Linked DNA regions of Homo sapiens: region 1 is linked to region 2. Evidence: read pairs that join two places in POLR2A ChIA-PET (ENCODE). Cell type or tissue: PC-9. All regions are shown on one strand. Each heading gives the region's core, and the rest is flanking DNA. Links, peaks and the distances in the headings are about the cores only.

Region 1 (5,370 bases), core at 160-5,159, 370 kb after region 2:
AGAGACAGCCTTTCCTCTGAGCCTGCGCAGACCACCCCCACTGAACCTCTCTTACATTTGCAGCCTGTGAGGGAACAGGCTCTGGGAGCCGCTTCCAGACTGTGGACTCGAGCAACATTGATGGATTTGTGAACTGCACCAAGATCCTGGGCAACCTGGACTTTCTGATCACCGGCCTCAATGGGTTAGAGATCCTGCCTTCCCTCCTTAGACCCCAGCCCACGCACCCCTCACAGTTCATTTCATTGGCCAAAACTTTCCTATGTGGAGCTGACTAGGAATCAAAGTCATAAAATTCTAGCCTGTTACAAAGGACCTGAAAGAATGCTTAACACATCCTCCATCCAGGCCTTCGGTCCCCTCAGGAACATCTTTGAGCAATTCAATATCGCCCTGCCAAGGAACAAGGGACAGGAACAACATATCCTCCTTCTTAAAGTTTTCTTTTTTATTCTTTTTTCTTTTTTGAGATAGGGTCTTGCTCTGTCACCTAGGCTGGAGTGCAGTGGCGTGATCTCGACTCACTGTAGCCTCGACCTCCTGGGCTCAAGTGATCCCAAGTAGCTGGGACTATAGGCACACACCATCATACTTGACTAATTTTTTTGTATTTTTTTGTAGAGACAGGGTCTTGCTATGTTGCCCAGGCTGATCTCGAACTCCTGTGCTCAAGCAATCCTCCCATCTTGGCCTCCCAAAGTGCTAGGGATCACAGCACCCAACCTCCTTCTTAAAGTTTTGTAAAAGTTCTTCCTTAGATTTGGATAAAAATCTGTCTCCAGGCTGGGCCCGGTGGCTCATGCCTATAATCCCAGCACTTTGGGAGGCCGAGGTGGGCGGATTACGAGGTCAGATCGAGACCATCCTGGCTAACATGGTGAAATGCCATCTCTACTAAAAACACAAAAATTAGCTGGGTGTGGTGGTGCACATGCCTGTAATCCCAGCTACTCAGGAGGCTGAGGCACGAGAATCACTTGAACCCAGGAGGCGGAAATTGCAGTGAACCGAGATTACACCACCGCACTCCAGCCTGGCGACAGAGCGAGACTCTTTCTCAAAAAAAAAAAAGAAAAGAAAAGAAAATTCTGTCTCCCCATGACTTTTAGCTGTTTTCACTCATTCTGCTCCTTGGAGCAAAAAGAACAAAGGGACTTTCTAGTCTATAGGACAGCATTTAAAATGTGTGTGTGTGTGTAAAAAAAACCCACTATGACCACCTGTTTTTTTTTTTCCTTTAATTTTTTATTTTGACATAATTTTAGATCTACACTAAAGTTGCAAGAATGGTATAAAATTCCCCATATACTTTTTTTTTTTTTTTAAGACAAAGTCTCACTCTGTTCCCCAGGCTAGAGTGCAGTGGTGCAATCTTGGCTCACTGCAACCTCCGCCTCCTCTGCCTCCCGGGTTCAAGCAATTCTCCTGCCTCAGTCTCCTGAGTAGCTGGAATTATAGGTGTGTGCCATCATGCCCGGCTAATTTTTGTATTTTTAGTAGAGACAGGGTTTCACCATGTAGGCCAGGCTGGTCTCGAACTCCTGACCTCAAGTGATCCACCCGCCCCAGCTTCCCAAAGTGTTGGGATTACAAGTGTGAGCCACCGCGTCTGGCCCCCCATACACTCTTTTACCCAGATCCTCCAAATGTTAACATACCACATATGGCCGGGCACAGTGGCTCATGCCTATAATCCCAGCACTTTGGGAGGCTGAGGCAGGTGGATCACTAGGTGTGGATCACGAGGTCAAGAGATTGAGACCATCCTGGCCAACATGGTGAAACCTCATCTCTACTAAAAATACAAAAATTAGCTGGGCGTGGTGGTGTGCGCCTGTAGTCCCAGTTACTCAGGAGGCTGAGGCAGGAGAATAGCTTGAACCTGGCAGGCAGAGGTTGCAGTGAGCCGAGATCGCGGCACTGCACTCCAGCCTGGTGAAAGAGCGAGACTCTGTCCCCCGCCAAAAAAAATACCACATACGCTTTATCACTTCTCTCTCTCTCTGTCTCTCTCTACACACACACACACACACACAAAACACATGCTATTGTTTTTCTGGACCACGTGAGGGTAAATTTTCACACATGGTTCTTTCTTACCCCTGTTATATTTCAGCGTATATTCCTTAAAAATAATATTTTCTTACATAACCACAGCATAGTTGTTTGAATCGGAAAATTAACATTAACACAAAATATTATCTAAGCTACAGACCTTATTCAGATTTCACTAATTGTCCTCCTAAGGTTTGGGATCATACATTACATTCAGTTATCGTGGCACTTCAATCTCCTTTATAACAGCTCCTCAGGTTTTGTTTATCTTTCATGATATTCTTGATGAGTATAGATTAGGTAATGGGCAGCATGTTCTTCAGTTTGGATTAGTTTGATGTGTCCTCATGATTAGATTCAAGTTTTTGTAGTTTTTTTTTGAGACAAGGTCTGGCTCTATTGCCCAGGCTGGAATACAGTGGCATGATCTCAGCTCACTGCAACCTCTGCCTCCCGTGCTCAAGCGAGCACCTCAGCCCCCTGAGTAGCTGGGATTACAGGTGCATGCCACCATGCTTGGCTAATTTTATATATATATATATATATATATATATATAAATAATATATATAAATATAAATATATATATATAAATAATATATATAAATATATATAAACATAAATATTATATACTATTTATATATTTATATATGTGTGTGTATATATATATATATTTTTTTTTTTTTTTGAGACGGAGTCTCGCTCTTGTTGCCCAGGCTGGAGTGCAGTGGCGTGATCTCAGCTCACGCAACCTCCACCTCTCAGGTTCAAGCCATTCTCTATAGAGACAGGGTTGCACCATGTTGTCCAGGATGGTCTCGAACTCATGAGCTCAAGTGATCCTCCTGTCTCAGCCTCCCAAAGTGCTGGGATTATAGGCATGCGCCGCTGCCAGGCTGGAGTTTGATAAGAACACCACAGAGGCTGTGAGCTCAGGGCATCCTATTGAGGATGTACGTGATGTTGATTTGTCCCAGCACTCACAATGATGTCTCTGGTCACTTAGTTAAGGTGATATCTGTCAGGTTTTTCTACTGTAAAGTTACTATTTTTCCATTCACAATTAATGAATGTCTTGGGATAATTGCCTGAATCAATTATTGTTATGATAGTTGCCAAATGATAATTTTCTAATTCCATTATTCCTTCTGCATTTGTTTGTTGGCATTCTACTGTTAGGAAGAGTCTTTCCAGCTGAGCACAGTGGCTTATGCCTGTAATCTCAGCCCTTTGGGAGCCAGTGGGAAAATTGCTTGGGCCCAGGAGTTCAAGGTTACAGTGAGCTATGATGGCACTACTGCTCTCCAGCCAGTGCACTCACTCTGCACAACAGAGTGAGACCCTGTCTCTTAAAAAAAAAAAAAAAAAAAGGCCAGGTGCAGTGGCTCATGCCTGTAATTCCAGCACTTTGGGAGGCCGAGGCGGGCGGATCACAAGGTCAGGAGTTCAAGACCAGCCTGGCCAGCATGGTGAAACCCTGTCTCTACTAAAAATACAAAAAATTAGCCAGGCATGGTGGTGTGCTCCTGTATTCCCAGCTACTTAGGAAGCTGAGGCAGGAGAATCACTTGAACCCAGGAGGTGGAGGTTGCAGTGAGCTGAGATTGCTGCCACTGTACTCCAGCCTGGGCGATAGAGCAAGACTCTGTCTCAAAAAAAAAAAAAAAAAAAAAAAAAAAAAAAGGTCTTCCTTTCCTATTTACTCTTATGGATACTTATTTTATTCTAGTCAATGGTTATAATCCTTTACAATCATTATTTATTTTAGCCAGCCCCTCCAAGTTGGCTCCTGTGTTCTTTGGGCTGTACCCTTAATTCTTTGAGTCTTGTCTTGTTTGCACAAGATGCTCTGGGCTTATATTATATTTCCCCCATCCCAGCCATTTCTCCAAGGAATGTTTCCTTTTAGTGGAGAATGATATTTAGAAACCAAATGCTGAGGCTGGGTGTGCTCATTGCCATTGAGTTATACCTTTACCTTATTGACTGGTTTCTACTGTTCTATTCAGAGACCCCTGGCACAAGATCCCTGCCCTGGACCCAGAGAAGCTCAATGTCTTCCGGACAGTACGGGAGATCACAGGTGAGTGGCAGAGAGTTTGCCCTTTCTAGAAGAATAGGTGAACCACTGGCATAAATTGCGGTATAACTACTTGAGAAAATCACGTCCCAAGTTATAGGGGAGGAGCCAGGAGAACCCAAGAAAGAAGAAGGCTCCCTGCCCATATGCCTCTCTCCAACCCCTCAGGTTACCTGAACATCCAGTCCTGGCCGCCCCACATGCACAACTTCAGTGTTTTTTCCAATTTGACAACCATTGGAGGCAGAAGCCTCTACAAGTGAGTAAAGGGTATGGAGGAAATGGCATCTTCAGGCAATGAAGCCTGTGTCATAGGCATTCTTTAGTAAAATACAAGGCACTGTCTCATACAGCAGTGCCTCAAAACCAAAGGGTTTCAGAGTTTCACGAGGAAAAGGCAAAAGGAGGGGGATTCCCTCTCAGTGGATCTGACTAGCACTGAGCAAATTTCTTGACTAACATGAATCCTTTGAATAGTTAATGTTCCCTTAGTAGTCTCTCCTCTCATCCTGTCTCCTTATTCTCAGCCGGGGCTTCTCATTGTTGATCATGAAGAACTTGAATGTCACATCTCTGGGCTTCCGATCCCTGAAGGAAATTAGTGCTGGGCGTATCTATATAAGTGCCAATAGGCAGCTCTGCTACCACCACTCTTTGAACTGGACCAAGGTGCTTCGGGGGCCTACGGAAGAGCGACTAGACATCAAGCATAATCGGCCGCGCAGAGACTGCGGTGAGGGAAAGGGTCTGCTAGGTGGTGAGAATAGGGAGTCAGGGAGGAGAGGGCTGAAAGGACTATTCTGCCCTAGACGTGGGAGTAGGGTTGAGGGATGGAACCAAGGAGAAGGGGGCTGTTAGGCTGGAAGCAGTAACGAGGAAGAATAATGAAGAGAGGGCTTGCTGGGAGTCCTCAGACTCCTCTCCTAACCCACCCCTTCCTTTCCAGTGGCAGAGGGCAAAGTGTGTGACCCACTGTGCTCCTCTGGGGGATGCTGGGGCCCAGGCCCTGGTCAGTGCTTGTCCTGTCGAAATTATAGCCGAGGAGGTGTCTGTGTGACCCACTGCAACTTTCTGAATGGGTACAGTAAGGGGAGCCAGTCAAGGATGGGTGGGGGTGGGGCCCTGCAATGGAACTGTTCAGGTGGCATACAATAAAAGTCTTTAGACAGCTTTCTGCATGTGCCTTGGTGGGATTGAGGTAGGAGACCTGTGGTTGTGAGATCGGAGCATGAAGGTC
Region 2 (5,308 bases), core at 1-5,000:
GTCCTGCCCACTCCCTCAGCCCCCACCAACCCCTTCCCCGCTCCAGCCCCCACACATTCCAGTGGGTGGGGGCACCGGATGTGGAATCTCCTGGCTGAGTAGAGCTCTGGGGTGGGAAGTGAAAAATTCAACAGCCAATAAAGGAGAACAATTATTGCAGGGGTTGGGGAGGGCAAAAAACACTGGCAGAAGGTTGGGGACACCAACCCCATGGTAGTAATGGTAACCACAGCCCATACCTTGATTGAAAAGAAAAACTAGTGCCTAAGGCAGAAGGGAGGGAGAGCATGTGTGTGTGTGTGTGTGTGTGTGTTTGTGTGTGTTCCTTGATCTGTGTGGGCAAAAGCGAAGGCTTGGGAGAGCAACTGAGAGCCGAGAAGAAACCCCTGGGATACCCTCTTTTGACCCAGGGTTCCTGGGGAGGGGGTTTGTACTCCCATCCTAACCCGGCTTCAGGGAGGGGCCCAATTTCCCTCTCCAACTTCTTGCATAGATCCCTAGGCTTCCAATCACTGCCAGATGTGTTCCTCCTGCTGGATTTTCCCAGTTTTTCCATGCCCCTTTTTCCCTCCCAGCTTTTTCCTCAGGGATATCACCCCAGGTTTTCCCTCCCTTCCCCCACTCAGCTGCAGGAACTCCTTTTTGGGGTTTGGAGCTGGTATGTTTCTAGTCAGCTCCGAGCTTGGCTCTCCTGGGAATCCTGGGAGTGAAAGGAAGGAGCTGGGTTTATTTGCATGTACTGGTAGTCATTTGCATCACATCCAAAAATGGCCAAAATTATGAGCCCTGATTCTTGGCTGAACTCCCACTGCTGCAATGGAATATTAGTCCCGGAGACCACCCCCAACTAGCTGGAGCTGATCTCCTCCCTCCTCCAACCCCCCAGTGTGGCCCAGGCCTACATGAACCAGAGAAAGCTGGACCATGAGGTGAAGACCCTACAGGTCCAGGCTGCCCAATTTGCCAAGCAGACAGGCCAGTGGATCGGAATGGTGGAGAACTTCAACCAGGCACTCAAGGTGGGCCATACTCCCTACCTCACCACCCCAATCCTGGGCCCCCATTGGCTGCCTCCAGTCAGGTTACCTCAGGTTTAGGTTAAGGAGGAAGTAGGGTGGTCCCAGAAACCCCATCTATAGCCCCAGTGTCAGAAAAGGTAGAGAAAGAAAGAAAAGCAGTTGGTGGGTCCAAGTAAAGCCTTTTCCAGGAGATGAATAAAACGTATTCCCCAGACTGGAAGCCATACTCTACCCATTCTGATTCCTGGGCTCCCACCTCCTCTCCCCCTTCCCAGGAAATTGGGGATGTGGAGAACTGGGCTCGGAGCATCGAGCTGGACATGCGCACCATTGCCACTGCACTGGAATATGTCTACAAAGGGCAGCTGCAGTCTGCCCCTTCCTAGCCCCTGTTCCCTCCCCCAACCCTATCCCTCCTACCTCACCCGCAGGGGGAAGGAGGGAGGCTGACAAGCCTTGAATAAAACACAAGCCTCCGTTTCTCTGTGGTGTGTTTCAGAGAGCTACTAGCTCCAGTGTCGGGGGTGGGAGTGGAAGGTTCAAAGGTGGTTTCCCTGAGGGACAGGTACCTTTTGGGGAGAGGGTGGAACTAGCTTCCTCTTACTATCCCAACTCTCTTCTCCTCCATGGCCCTTGTGCAGGTGTCTGTTAGGCAAGCAGAGGGTGGGAGTTCCCATCCCTCCTGAGAGAAGGTCCTAGTAGCCCTGCCCCAAGCTTCCTAATTCAGGACTTGTTTCCTACAGAAGAGAAACAAGGCAAGGTACAGGCCTGGTCCCCAGCTCTGGCTTTCTGCCTCTCCACGTGCTCATGGCCTCTCCCAGGCTAACTCTAAGCAGTGTCATGAGTCTGAGCCAGGTGGGAGATTAATTCCTGGGGGCACTTCAGGGCTGAGAAGGGGGAGGAATGACAGGTCCAGTAACCGTTACCAACAGAGCAGTGCAGCTGCCATCCTTGACAGCTCCCTCCTCCTTGGAGACCATGACATAGATGGTCAGGAACCCAGGCTGAGAAAGACAGCCAAGGGGTGGGGGGAGCCTAGGCAAATCTGGCCTCTGCCAAGTCCTGGCTTCAGCCAGGCAAGCTCCAGCCTCCCTGGCTCCTCCTCCTCCTCAGTCCTATCCCCACCCTGTCACACATACACTTAATACGCCTGGCATCCAAGTCCACCCACTCCGGACTTTGGCCTTAGCAGTAGTTAGTGTGGGAGGCTGGGAAGACTGGGAGCAGTCTCTTAAACAAAAGCAAAAGAATAAGCTTCGGGCGCTGTAGTACCTGCCAGCTTTCGCCACAGGAGGTAAGTGGATACTGGGAGCTGGGGGAACTGAGAAGACTAGCCAGATATTACATGTATTGCCAACTCAAAACTTTCAGCTTTTAACATGCTTCCTCACACATTATCCCCTTTGATCCTCCACAACTCTGAGGTGGACCTGGTGGGTCTTAGCCCCACTTGGTAGATGAGAAAATAGGTTGAGAGAGACAGTGAGATGCTCAGTATCACACAGCAAACCTCTTGGCCCTATACATCATTCCAAACACAAGACCCAGGTTGCATATAGAAGGTTCAGTGTCCCTGGTTTAGAAGGAGAGGTGGTGTGAGGCAAGCAAGAAGATGCCTCTGCTGCACTCCAGCCTGGGCGACAGAGTGAGACTCCATCTCAAAAAAAAAAAAAAAAAAAAAAAGATGCCTCTGCTCCATACAGCAGGTCTGTACACAGGATCTGGCTCATGTGGTTTTAGTTAAGTTAGCCACAAATACAGGGTCTGCCCACATCTTTGCTTTGAACAGATGAGCCATGGTTGGCCAATTATCTGCCAACCAGATAATTTCTCAATATGCTCACACCAGATGCTTCCAGCTAGGGAGGGTATTAGGGGAAAGGGCTTGAGGGCCACAGTAAACTGGACAAGTTTTTCTGCCCAGCCTAGGCTGCCACCTGTAGGTCACTTGGGCTCCAGCTATGTGGCTGCCTCTTCTGCTGGGTGCCTTACTCTGGGCAGTGCTGTGGTTGCTCAGGGACCGGCAGAGCCTGCCCGCCAGCAATGCCTTTGTCTTCATCACCGGCTGTGACTCAGGCTTTGGGCGCCTTCTGGCACTGCAGCTGGACCAGAGAGGCTTCCGAGTCCTGGCCAGCTGCCTGACCCCCTCCGGGGCCGAGGACCTGCAGCGGGTGGCCTCCTCCCGCCTCCACACCACCCTGTTGGATATCACTGATCCCCAGAGCGTCCAGCAGGCAGCCAAGTGGGTGGAGATGCACGTTAAGGAAGCAGGTAAGTATGGTAGACCACCAGGAATATGGTGTGGGGTGTCCTGATCCCCACAGTCACCCCAGGAGTCACCTGCAAGGGCTGTGGTAAGCTAAAGGGACAATTTGAGGAGAAGCAGTTTTCAGATGCTCCCAGGAAGAAGAGGGAGCTGTGGGAGTGCCTCACCTACCCCCAGCATCCTTTTCATCTCCCCACAGGGCTTTTTGGTCTGGTGAATAATGCTGGTGTGGCTGGTATCATCGGACCCACACCATGGCTGACCCGGGACGATTTCCAGCGGGTGCTGAATGTGAACACAATGGGTCCCATCGGGGTCACCCTTGCCCTGCTGCCTCTGCTGCAGCAAGCCCGGGGCCGGGTGATCAACATCACCAGCGTCCTGGGTCGCCTGGCAGCCAATGGTGGGGGCTACTGTGTCTCCAAATTTGGCCTGGAGGCCTTCTCTGACAGCCTGAGGTGAGGGGTACAGGGCTCTGGGTTCCAGGACTAACAGCAGCCCACTCAACAAACGTGGGCCAGCAGAGGTGGTTAAGATACAGCACATTGGAATAGTTAAGAAGAGACAGTTTAGGGCTAGACTTCATGGGTTCAATGAAGTCTACCCTTATGTAAGCTTTGTGACCATAAGTAGATTACTTCTCTTTACCCATTTTTAACGTGTTTGTTTTTTGTTTTTTGAGATGGAGTCTTGCTCTGTCGCCAGGCTGGAGTGCAGTGGCGCGATCTTGGCTCACCACAATTTCCACCCCCGGGGTTCAAGCGATTCTCCTGCCTCAGCCTCCCGAGTAGCTGGGACTACAGGCATGCGCCACCATGCCTGGCTTATTTTTGTATTTTTAGTAGAGACAGGGTTTCACTATGTTGGCCAGGTTGGTCTCAAACTCCTGACCTCGTGATCCGCCCACCTCAGCCTCCCAAAGTGCTGGGATTACAGGTGTGAGCCACCACGCCCGGCCTTGCCTCTCGTCTTTAAACAATAAGGTTCAAAGTTCCGTGGGAGCACAAAGGAGACATGATGAGGACAACGGGAGTAGGGCCTGAGTTTTTTTTTGTTTTTTTTTTTTTAAGCGTTTTGCTCTTGTTGCCTAGGCTGGAGTGCAATGGCGAGATCTCAGCTCACTGCAACCCCTGCCTCTCAGGTTCATGTGATTCTCCTGCCTCAGCCTCCCGATTAGCTGGGCTTACAGGCACGTGCCACCACTCCCAGCTAATTTTTTTGTATTTTTAGTAGAGATGGAGTTATACCATGTTGGCCAGGCTGGTTTTGAACTCCTGACCTCAGGTGATCCACCCGACCCGGCCTCCCAAAGTGCTGGGATTACAGGCATGAGCCACCACACACGGCCCAAGGCCTGAGTTCTTAGCAGGAGTATAAGGCGCCTAAGCTTAGTCTACCTTCTAAGGAAGCCTGCGTTTGTCACCATCACTCAGCAAATAACCTGAATGTCTCCTGTCTCTCAGCCTTAATTTTTCAGGCAGCATCATGGGACACATACTTTTAGTTTTGAGACAAGGCCTTGCTCTCACCCAGGGTGGAGTGCAGTGGTGCAGTCACGGCCCACTGAACTTCAAACTCCTAGGCTCAAGCAGCTCAAGCGATATCCGCCTCAGCCTCCTGAGTAGCTGAGACCACAGGCGCGTGCCAGCATGCCTGGCTAGTATTTTTTTACAGATGGGGTCTTGCTGTGGTGACCAGACTTGTCTCCAACTCCCGGCCTCAAGCGATGCTTCCGCCTGGGCCTCCCAAAGTGTTGGGATTATAGGTGTGAGCCACTGCATACTGGAACACATACTTTATACTTGAATTTTTTTTTATCCCCTTCCCTCCTGCTCCTTACCTATACTTGGATTTCTACATCTGTGCCAGGGCAGTGGGATGTATCCCCACTTTCCCCATCAGCTTACCCTCCAGCAAATACGAGACTATACCCTTCAATATCCAGCACTCAGGGCTCAACCATGTGTTTTGGGAGCAAGGGAATGGGGTTCCTCTAGGTCAGGAATCGGCAAACTCAGTACTC

The links. Peaks named below come from ENCODE experiments on the same cell type or tissue, not always from the same donor. Only the 100,000 strongest peaks of a DNase experiment are listed, where the experiment ranks them.
Region 1: POLR2A ChIA-PET joins it to region 2 with 17 read pairs; 12 of 35 experiments call an interaction of 5 or more read pairs at or near these places.

The regions. Positions count from the first base shown.
Region 1 is chr12:56,088,685-56,094,054 of GRCh38, forward strand. ERBB3 (erb-b2 receptor tyrosine kinase 3) reads left to right here. Exons shown (of 28, transcript NM_001982.4): 9 at 64-184; 10 at 4,063-4,136; 11 at 4,302-4,392; 12 at 4,661-4,866; 13 at 5,080-5,212. Among named protein-coding and RNA genes, the nearest start is that of ERBB3, 11 kb to the left of the region's middle. In PC-9, for the core only: no CTCF peak of the experiment used is centred there; no DNase peak of the experiment used is centred there.
Region 2 is chr12:55,718,205-55,723,512 of GRCh38, forward strand. BLOC1S1 (biogenesis of lysosomal organelles complex 1 subunit 1) reads left to right here. Exons shown (of 4, transcript NM_001487.4): 3 at 887-1,019; 4 at 1,295-1,499. The coding sequence ends at 1,405. It overlaps RDH5 (retinol dehydrogenase 5), which reads left to right and starts at 2,189. Exons shown (of 5, transcript NM_002905.5): 1 at 2,189-2,313; 2 at 2,949-3,290; 3 at 3,485-3,743. The coding sequence starts at 2,981. It overlaps BLOC1S1-RDH5 (BLOC1S1-RDH5 readthrough), which reads left to right. Exons shown (of 6, transcript NR_037658.1): 3 at 887-1,019; 4 at 3,485-3,743. RefSeq lists enhancers at 1-56, 2,624-3,252. In PC-9, for the core only: CTCF peaks have their summits at 2,902 and 3,102; a DNase peak (open chromatin) is centred at 3,067.